Linked DNA regions of Homo sapiens: regions 2 and 3 are each linked to region 1. The links are chromatin contacts, found by Hi-C or POLR2A ChIA-PET in ENCODE. All regions are on one chromosome and are shown on one strand. Each heading gives the region's core, a stretch centred on a gene start or an enhancer-like site at or near the end of the contact. The rest is flanking DNA. Distances are from core to core; before and after follow the strand shown. Region 1 holds the start of ANKRD11 (ankyrin repeat domain containing 11). Region 2 has its middle 49 kb from the start of CBFA2T3. Region 3 overlaps FANCA (FA complementation group A).

Region 1 (3,255 bases), core at 322-2,821:
TCCCAAGCCTCTTCCAAAACTTCTTGGAAGCTGATATATAACACTAACCTTCCAAAAACACAACAGAAGCAGAAAATCTTAATGGGGCACCAGGAAAAGAGCAAGCCTCGAGAAAAATCAAGACTCCCCCCGACCAACCTTCCCAAATAACACAAACACAAGAGTTAACAGTACAATCCCTCTTTGAGAGGGGACTGAATCAATGTGGCAGGGCCAACCCTACACACACACACACACGCGCGCGCGCGCGCGCGCGCACACACATACACCACACACACAGCTACCGCCCTGCCAGGGGATGATGAAATGAGGAACGGAAATTAACATTTCAGGCAACGTCTCACATTGTTCCTTGAGGCCAAGGGCTGCTGTTGCAGCCGCCACCGCCACCGCTTTCCTCCCAGCCACCCCCCACACCCGCCCGCCTACCCTCCCCCTAACACCCCCCACACGGCTGCCCGCATTCCTGCCCCTCCTCGGCCTACGCGCGCCTCCTGCAACCCCGACGCCCCCAGGTCCCCAGTTCGCCCTCCCCCTCCGGCTCGGAGCCCGAGAGCCGCCTGCTCTCATTTCAAAACAGCGATAATAATAGGGACGCTGAGAATAACAACTACGACCAGCACGGCGAAGGCGCCCCTCTCGCGGGTCAGAGGTCGGCGCCCCAGCTCCGCAGAACCCGGCGCCCGGCCAGCGCCCCCTGGCAGCCCCTCCCGGCAGCCTCAGGTCCCCAAGACCTGCAGGCCCGCCCCGAAGCCCCCCGTCCGCCCCTCACGGCCGCTCCGAGCCCCCGAGGCCCGCCCCGGAGCCCCCTGTCCGCCTCTCACGGCCGCCCCGGGCCCCCACGGCCCCCAGGCCCGCCCCGGAGCCCCCAATCGGCCCCTCAGAGCCGCCGCGGGCCCCCGGCCACCCAGGCCCGCCCGGAGCCCCCGTCCGCCCCTTACGGCCGACCCAAGCTCCGCCGACCTCCCAGGCCCCCCCCGGAGCCCCCTATGGGCCCCTCACGGCCACCCCGGGCCCCCAAAGACCCCCGGCTGCCCCGAACCCGGACCCGTAGGCCCGCTCCGGGACCCATTATTGGTCCCTCACGATCGCCCCGGGCCCCCAAAGACCCCCGCCCACCCGGCCCCGACCCCCCAGGCCCGCCCGGAGGCCCGCGGCGCAGCTCCGTCGCCGGGGAAGGCCTGCAGGCCGCAAGGCCGCGCGAATGCCCCGTGCCCGCCCCGACCACCGCCCCCAGACCAGCGGCGCCTCTCACCGTGCTCCGAGGGCTGCGCGGCTCCGCGACGGCTCAGCGGCGGGGCGCGGGCGCTGCCCATGCAGCCCGCGGCCGCGTTTCCCGGGCCGCGCGGCCCGAGCGGCAAGGCGGCGGCGGCGGCGGCGCGGGCTCGGGCCCGGCAGAGCTGCGAGGGACGGCGGGAGGCGAGCCCGCCCCTCGGGCGCGCCCACGGCTCGGGCGAGAGCCGCGGCTCCCGGTGCGGACGCTACTGATGGGGCGTCTGGCCGCGGGCTCGGCGGCGGCGCCTCCCCGGCTGGGGCCCTCGGTCCATCGCGCACCGTCTCAGGGCGGCCTCTGGCTCCAGGACCCAGCGGCGGCTGCGGCGGGAGCCGGCCGCATGAGACGCTCCCGCCCATTGGCCCGCCGTATCCGCCACCGCCATTGGCCCGCCCCGGCCGGCCGCAGGGGCTGTGCACGTCACAGCGCCGTGAGTTAGTGCGCTAATGGAGTGAAGGAGAGAGGCGGGATTGACAGCCTCTCTGGCGGTCCGGAGGCGGGACTAGGAGGACGTCCCGGTAACGATTGGGCAGGGTCCTGCGTAAGGGCGCATGCGACACTGGAAGTAGCGAGCAACTGGATTGGCTGCCTCCGTCGCAAAGGAGGGTGGGTCTTGCATTCTCGGGCCTGACGATTGGTCTTTCCAAGTGCCGGAAGCAACAGGGATGTCGTCTGGAAACAAAATCTGGTATTGAAGCGCAGGGAGACAAAACGTCCACCTCTAGAGCCGAGGCGGCGGTTGCCTGTCGCGTGCCCGTGGTCTTCTGCCTGCCCCCGGACATCTCGGGCCACGTCCGGCCCGGCCTCCGGCCGCGCTGCCCTAACGGGCGTCACGGGGCATGAAGAGCTCTGGGCGGCTGCGAGGGGAGGGTACCGGGGCAGCGGGGCGGTCGCTCGGGGCTCCCGCGCGGTGACTCTTGCTCTGCCGTCGAAGAGAACGGCCCTCGGGCGCGTCGCGGCCGCGGCTCCAGAGCCCCTGGGCCTCGCGCTCTGAGAGCCTGAGCCGCTTGAGGAGGCCAAGCGCCCACGAACCGCATTCCCTGCCTTGCTAGTTAGTTCTCCAACACGCGAAAAAGGTAGACGAGGACTGGTTTTCTTTGCAGCTAAAATGAATCAAGCCTCTGGTAAGTGTGGATCCTGTTCTAAGTGCACCTGTGTTCTCCTCCAGAACTAAACCAAAAAGCAAGGTGAACAAAATCGGTGCTCCTTCAGTTTCTTCTTTAGTTCTGCATGTTACTGGGGACTAAGACAACGGGTAAGCAAACTATTTATAGGCCTCAATTTACGAAATAACGGAATTGCAAAGTCCGGAGTGGATAGGACCGTGAGGACGGTCTTTTTTCTTGGGCAACACGCATTATGGTCGAGAGATCAGTTGTTAAACCGCCCCTGTTCAAATCCCAGCCCTACCAGTGACTAGCGGTCACCCTGTAGGCTTTGTCTCTCAGATCTTCAGTTTCTTGGTGGGTAAAATGGGAACTACAAGTAGCACCTATTCTTTTTTTTTTTTTTTTTTGAGTCAGGGTCTCACTCTGTCGCCCATGCTGGAGTGCAGTGCTAACTGCAGCCTCAGCTTCCCGGGCTCAGAGGATCCTCCCACCTTAGCCTACTAAGTAGGTGGGACCACAGTCAGGCATCACCACACCCGGCTAATTTTTTAAATTTTCGTAGAGATAGGCTCTCTGTGTGTTTCCCAGGCTGGTCTTGAAATCCTGGACTCAAGCGACCCTCCCTCCTCAGCTTCCCAAAGTGCTGGGATTAGAGGCATGAGCCACGGTGCGGGCCAGGAGCACCTATTTCATAGGCCCATCGGGAAGATTAAATGAAGGGGCTGTGGAGGCTGTAGCACGGTGCTTGGCACGTATGTGAGCTCTGGGGAAACATTAGTTATGCTATAACTGGACCTTCAGCCTTCTCTAGGCAGCCAGATTTCGGGCTCCACCCACAACTAGTCACGCCATTGGATGAGGGGTGAGCGCCTG
Region 2 (3,255 bases), core at 380-2,879, 460 kb before region 1:
GGAGGCACCTCTAGCATCACACATTAAGGGGCAGAACAGGAATTTAAGTTCAGGATGCCTGGCTCCTAAGCTAGGGCCTCATTTCTGTACCAGATACACACCCAGTCATCCGCTGCCTGGGGTGGGCTCAGCAAGGATGGAGCTGCAAGGGAGGGTGGGGCTCCCTCAGAAGCAGGCGCCTAGAGATGACAAGAGACGGGGCGGTGGCTGGGGACCCCCAGGCAGCACTTCTAGCAGACTGAGCGTCGGACAGGTTAGCAGATGCCGAGGCCCACCTGTGCACACAGATTGATTCCTTTAAATAAGTTATTTATAGCTTGTACCCATCTGCTTCCAAAAGGGGTTTGGGAAATGCAAGAAAAAAACAGAACATTGGAAACAGAACTAGCAGTTTATCGCAGAGGCACAAGAAAAACAGAATAGTGTAAATAGAACTAGCAGGTGATCGCAGAGGCACGAGAAAAACAGAACAGTGGAAATGGAGCTAGCAGGTTATCGCAGAGGCACACACACACACACAAAAACCAGAACAGTGGGAATGGAACTAGCAGGTTATCACAGAGGTTGCAGGGATCATCGTGCTCCAAACCATCCTAAGGTTTTGTTCTGGACTTCCTGGCACCTGAAGCAAAAAGGGAAACAAAAAGGTGTTGTGAGCTTTCATTTTGTGTTTGGCTTTTCCAATTTTTCCGAAAATCACAGGAGAGGTAAAAGCTTTCACAGAAAGAGTGCACTGTGCCATGAGGAACCTGGAATGGGTCCCTGCTCTCTGATCTCAAGAAAATCAACAACCTGTTTGGTCTTGTTTTCGTCTCTGGTGAAATGGGAATAATAATAATGTCCAGGCTGGGCGCGGTGGCTCACGTCTGTCATCCCAGCACTTTGGGAGGCTGAGGCAGGCAGATCACCTGCGGTCAGGAGTTCCAGACCAGCCTGGCCAACATGGTGAAACCCCTTCTCTACTAAAAATATAAAAATTAGCTGGGTGTGGTGGTGCATGCCTGTAGTCCCATCTACTCGGGAGGCTGAGGCTGGAGAATTGCTTGAACCTGGGAGGCAGAGGTTGCAGTGAGCCAAGATCGGACCACTGCACTGTGACCAATAAATAAATAAAATAATAATCACAATAGTGCCCACCTGCTTCCCTGGGAGGATGAGAGGCCCAAGGGAATGGATGCTTGTGAAGTGCAGTCAGGCAACTCTGGGGGGCTGTGAATAAGAGGGGTATTACGTTAAGCTCCTGGAGGGTGGGGTTGCCATCCACCGCTGCCCTAGGTGGGCTGCTTATCCTTGGTTCTCAGGTCCCTGCCTGAGGTTACTACCAACACCGCACTCTCTCAGCCAGCAAAGGGTTTTTGGTTTGGAGAACAAAGTCTATGGTTATCATATCCATGTATATGCCTATTTTTGGTTTTGTATTTATTTTAGTATTATTTAAAATGCAGTTCCTTATCTCGAGGAGCTCATGTTGCAGAAGAGTCTAGACAACAGGAGGGAATCCCACCAAGGGCAGTGTTGAAAGATTTCAGTGGGTTCCACAGTTTCCTCTCTTCTCATACGAGCCTTTGTCTTTTGCACCAAACACTCATGCGTGAGAGAGAAAAGGAGATGAGGGAGCCAGGCTCTGAGTACCTTCCCTGACGTGAGGTGTGAAGACAGTTCTGCCACTTCCTGTGTGACTTTGGCAAGGCACTGAAACACTCAGCCACTTACCTCGTCTATGACTCAGGGTTGTAAGAAATGGTCAGTAAATCACCAGGTGTCGTGGCTGTGGTAGATGCTGTAGAAATGGTTCATGACAGTGACTGTTCTCACCATTGCCCCAATTGCATTCAATCTTTCCAGACTGTTCTTCAGTAAAAGCTGATGACTCATCCTTCCCAGAACCAAACAACCTATTCTTTCAGTGGGGGAGGTTTTCAATTATGATTGCCATTTTTTTTAAAAATCAGATGTCCTTTCAGAGTTTCTATTTCTTCTTGTGTCAGTTCTGGTAATTTGTGTCTTTTAAATCTCAGAAGATTTAAACCTTAAATGATTTAAATCTTTTGAATTTATTGACATGTTTTATAGTGAATGATCTAAGTACATTTGAAAAAAAAAGTATGTGTTCTGGGTGGGTGGGAGCATCCTATTAATGCCAACTAGGTCATGTTGGTTGATATGTTGTGTTTGTCTTTTGCATCCTTGCTGATTTTCTGTCTACACATTCTGTTGCTGAGAGAGGAGTATTGAACGCCCTAGAAATTTGTCCATTCCCTCTACTGTCAAGTTTATTGGCATAAAGTTGTTCAGAATATTCCCTAATTCTCCTTTTAATACCTACAGGGTCTGTGGCAATGTGTTATCTTTCATTCCTGTTACTGGTCATTTATATTCTGTCTCTCTAGTAATCTAGGAGTTTATCAATTTTATCAATATTTTCAATGACCTAACTTGTGAATTTCTTGACTTTTCTCTATGGTTTGTTCATTTTCTATTTCGTTGATTTTTGCTGTTTAATACATCCTTTTTGAGCTTAATTTGTTCTTTTTCTAGATTTTCAAAGTGGAAGTTTAGATCATTTGTTTTCAACCTTTAGTCTGCTAACACAAGCATTTAAAGCTATAAATTCAACTTTAAGCACTGCTTTGGTTAGAGCACCAAATTTTGATATGTCATGTTTTCATTTTTATTAGTCCAAAATATTTTCTAATTTCCTTTGTGATTTCTTGTTTTACCCATATGTTATTTAGAAGTTTATTGTTTAATTTCCAAATATTTAAGGACATTTTACAGATATCTTAATGTAATTAATTTCTAACTTTATAGTGAGAGAACATATCTTATATGATTTCAATCTTTTCATTTGTTGACATGTTTTATGGTGAATGATCTATGTGCATTTGAAAAAAAAGTTTGTGTTCTGTTCTGGGTGGGTGGGAGTGTCCTATCAATGTCAACTAAGTCATGTTGGTTGATATGTTGTTTTTGTCTTTTGCATCCTTGCTGATTTTCTGTCTGCACATTCAGTTGCTGAGAGAGGAGCACTGAACGCCCTAGAATTGTGGGTTTGTCTGTGTTTCTCTGTGGATCTATGTTGCTTCCCATATTTTGAAACTGTTATTAAATGTGTGTATATTTAGGATTGTTTTGTGTTTCTGATGAACTGACAAGTTTATGACTATATGTTCCTCCTTAATTCTGATAATATGGTCTTGCAGTCTATTTTGTCTGATATTAATGAAATCACTCCAGCTTGCCTATAGTACTATT
Region 3 (3,190 bases), core at 59-2,558, 270 kb after region 1:
CATGGTGAAACCCCATCTCTACTAAAAATACAAAACTTAGCCAGGCGTGGTGGTGCGCGCCTGTAGTCCCAGCTACTTGGGAGGCTGAGGCAGGAGAATCACTTGAACCAGAGAGGCAGAGGCTGCAGTGAGCCAAGATTGCGCCACTGTGCCCCAGAGTAAGACTCCACCAGAAAAAAAAAACAAAACAACAACAACAACAAAAAACAAGTTCTCGGGCGCAATGGCTCACGCCTGTAATTCCAGCATTTTGGGAGGCCAAGGCGTGTGGGTAATTTGAGGCCAGGAGTTTAAGACCAGCCTGGACAACATGGTGAAACCCCGTCTGTACTAAAGATACCAAAATTAGTCGGGCGTGGTGGCAGGCGCCTGTAGTCCCAGCTACTGGAGAGGCTGAGGCATGAGAATTGCTTGAACCCAGGAGGCAGAGGCTGCAGTGAGCCAAGACTGCACCACTGAGCACAGCGAGACGTTGTCTCAAAAAATATATCAGTAAAAATAAAAAAAGAAGTTCGTGTTGGGAGAAACTGAGAAAGTATAGCAGGGTTTCTCTGTATTTATTAATATATTTTTTTGAGACAGGGTCTTGCTGTGTCATCCTGGCTGGAATAGAGTGGCGTGATCTTGGCTCACTGCAACCTCCACCTCCTGGGCTCAAGTGATTTCTCTTGCCTCAGCCTCCCAAGTAGCTGGAACCAAAGGTGCACACAACTGTGCCCAGCTAATTTTTGCATTCTTTGTAGAGATGGGGTTTCACTATGTTGCCCGGGCTGGTCTTGAACTCCTGAGTTCAGGTGATCAACCCGCCTTGGCCTCCCACAGTGCTGGGATCACAGGTGTGAGCACCGTGCCCAGTATCTGTATAATTTCTTAAGAGCTGCACATGAGGCCACAACGATTTTAGTCAAGATTCCAATCAAACCATCTAAGTGCTGCTGTTCTTGCCTCTGAGGAGACAGTCGGCACACGCACCCTAGACTCGAGACGAGGAGACAGTCGGCACACACACACCCTAGACTCGGGACGTGGCATGATGCAGGGGAAGGAACGGTCACCTACGTGCTGCTGTTCTTGCCCGAGGAGCACACACAAACCCTAGACTCAGGACGTGGCATGATGCAGGAGAAGGAACGGTCACCTACGTGAACATCTTCCTCTTTCAACACCTCTCGGAAGGTTCTGTGTGTCCAGAGAGAGAGGGCAGCTCTCTGCCAGTCTGCAGAAGGAAGGTGCAAGGGTCTCCAGGAAAGGCTGGCTACGTCCTCCTCAGAAAGAGGCTGTCGGGCCTCTGAGAACAATCTGAACATGAGGAACTGAAACTGAAACAGAGAGTGACCCGGCCGTTTCTTCATTGCGCAAGTTTCACTGTGAGTGGCTGAGCAAATGCTCAGGTGGAAACAGACCATCAACAGCCCACACACACAACCCCACATTCAGAGGACCTCAGTCCAGCCCCTGGGAGGGCGCAATACACGACCCCACGTTCAGGGGACCTCAGTCCAGCCCCTGGGAGGGCACAACACACAACCCCACGTTTAGGGGACCTCAGTCCAGCCCTTGGGAGGGCACAACACACAACCCCACGTTCAGGGGACCTCAGTCCAGCCCCTGGGAGGGCACAACACACAACCCCACGTTCAGGGGACCTCAGTCCAGCCCCTGGAAGGGTGCAGAGCCCCTCAGCGATCATGGCTGTGCACAGTGCTCCAGGGAAGAGCCTATGTGCAGACCTTCCTGCCATCTGACTGCTTCCTTGAGCTAAATGTCTGGAAGCAGAATTGCAGGAACAAAACTGCCTCCCAGGGGTAGGGCTGGTTTGGTCCCGGGCAGTGAAACAGCCCATCTCTAGGCCTCTGCCAGGAATGGCGTTCCCACCAAAAATGCACACCAACTGGACAAGCCAGACACACTATTGGTGCTGCGTGACCGTGTCCATCTCTGCCCCCGAGGAGATGAGAGCCTCCCATGTTTATAACCAGCCTGCTCCAAGGACTGTCGTCCCTGCTCAGCATGCTGGGTGGGAACCACGCTGCCCTCTCCTAAGCTCAAACTCCATGTTTTCTTTAAAAACTTGGCACCAGGGACAAAGTTCCTCAGAGGAAATAACTGGAAATACGTGCACCCTGGATCCTCAGGGGCTGCTCCCAGATTCTGACTTAATTTATCTGGAAAGGGGCCAGGAATCTATAGTTTCAAAAGCTTCTCAGTTGATTCTAATGTGAAGCCTGAAGTTGAAAACCATTATTTATTTATTTTTTTTTTTTTTTGAGGTGGAGTCTCGCTCTGTTGCCCAGGCTGGAGTGCAGTGGTGCAGTCTCGGCTCACTGCAACCTTTGCCTCCCTGGTTCAAGCGATTCTCCTGCCTCAGCCTCCCAAGTAGCTGGGATTACAGGCGTGCGCCACCACGCCTGGCTAATTTTTGTATTTTTAGTAGAGACCAGGTTTCACCATGTTGGCCAGGCTGGTCTCGATCTCTTGACCTCATGATCTGCCCGCCTCGGCCTCCCAAAGTGTTGGGATTACAGGCATGAGCCACCACGCCCAGCCTGAAAACCACTATTTTATACACGAGACGTTCATTAAAATCCTATAAAAGGACAACACTGGTTTGCAGTGCCATTTCACCTTTACTTTTGACATTCAGGGTTTCCAATGCTCATCTTTAAATTCCTTTGTCTGGGCCGGGCACCAGCGGCTCACGCCTGTAATCCCAGCACTTTGGGAGGCCAAGGCGGGTGGATCACTTGAGGTCAGGAGTTCGAAAACAGCCTGGCCAACATGGTGAAACCCTATCTCTACTAAAAAACATACAAAACAATTAGCCGGGTATGGTGGCACGTGCCTGTAATCCCAGCAACTTGGGAAGCTAAGGCAGGAGAACTGCCTGAACCCGGGAGGTGGAGGTTGCAGTGGGCCGAGATCGCACCACTGCACTCCAGCCTGGGCGACAGAGCAAGACTCCATCTCAAAAAAAAAAAAAAATTCCTTTGTCTGAACAATGTAAGGAACATTTACTAGATGAGAGGAATAAGAATTCTTCTTTCCAGGGAAAGATACTTATTATGAATACTGATCTTTTAATTCATCTATCCTATAAATGCCAACATCTATTTCATTACAATTACAGACTTGTAGTTGTCTTCATACAACTTCACTTTACACTCAGAGAACACAAGGAAAGGCAGCACTC

The links. A loop is a pair of places that touch in the nucleus more often than their neighbours do. ChIA-PET counts read pairs that join two places held with the same protein, here RNA polymerase II (POLR2A). Pooled maps may share reads with other maps.
Region 2: a loop to region 1 is called in a pooled map, with 8 times the contacts of the local background. The contact joins the enhancer-like site here to the promoter of ANKRD11 in region 1. A Hi-C loop is called at or near these places in 5 of 50 pooled maps. POLR2A ChIA-PET finds 5 or more read pairs at or near these places in 2 of 52 experiments (Caco-2 and activated T-cell).
Region 3: a pooled map shows a loop between it and region 1 (5-fold over the local background). The contact joins the enhancer-like site here to the promoter of ANKRD11 in region 1. A Hi-C loop is called at or near these places in 1 of 168 maps with a recorded cell type or tissue (heart right ventricle) and 3 of 50 pooled maps. POLR2A ChIA-PET finds 5 or more read pairs at or near these places in 2 of 52 experiments (B cell and OCI-LY7).

Annotation. Positions count from the first base shown.
Region 1 is chr16:89,488,990-89,492,244 of GRCh38, forward strand. It overlaps ANKRD11 (ankyrin repeat domain containing 11), which reads right to left and starts at 1,572. Exons shown (of 13, transcript NM_013275.6): 1 at 1,256-1,572. It overlaps LOC101930112 (a long non-coding RNA gene), which reads left to right and starts at 1,981. Exons shown (of 2, transcript XR_933895.4): 1 at 1,981-2,397. RefSeq lists enhancers at 118-631, 632-1,146 and silencers at 428-497, 538-647, 728-777, 1,352-1,831, 2,032-2,121 and 1 more.
Region 2 is chr16:89,024,587-89,027,841 of GRCh38, forward strand. No RefSeq gene overlaps it. Among named protein-coding and RNA genes, the nearest start is that of CBFA2T3, 49 kb to the left of the region's middle. RefSeq lists a silencer at 1,679-1,758. Within about 2 kb of position 1,630, at least 2 of the 41 ENCODE cell types and tissues checked have a DNase peak (open chromatin) inside an H3K27ac peak, as active enhancers do.
Region 3 is chr16:89,763,748-89,766,937 of GRCh38, forward strand. FANCA (FA complementation group A) reads right to left here. Exons shown (of 43, transcript NM_000135.4): 28 at 1,143-1,319. Among named protein-coding and RNA genes, the nearest start is that of ZNF276, 44 kb to the left of the region's middle. RefSeq lists enhancers at 1,223-1,332, 1,493-1,562. Within about 2 kb of position 1,309, at least 14 of the 41 ENCODE cell types and tissues checked have a DNase peak (open chromatin) inside an H3K27ac peak, as active enhancers do; they include B cell and OCI-LY7, where a contact is called at or near this core.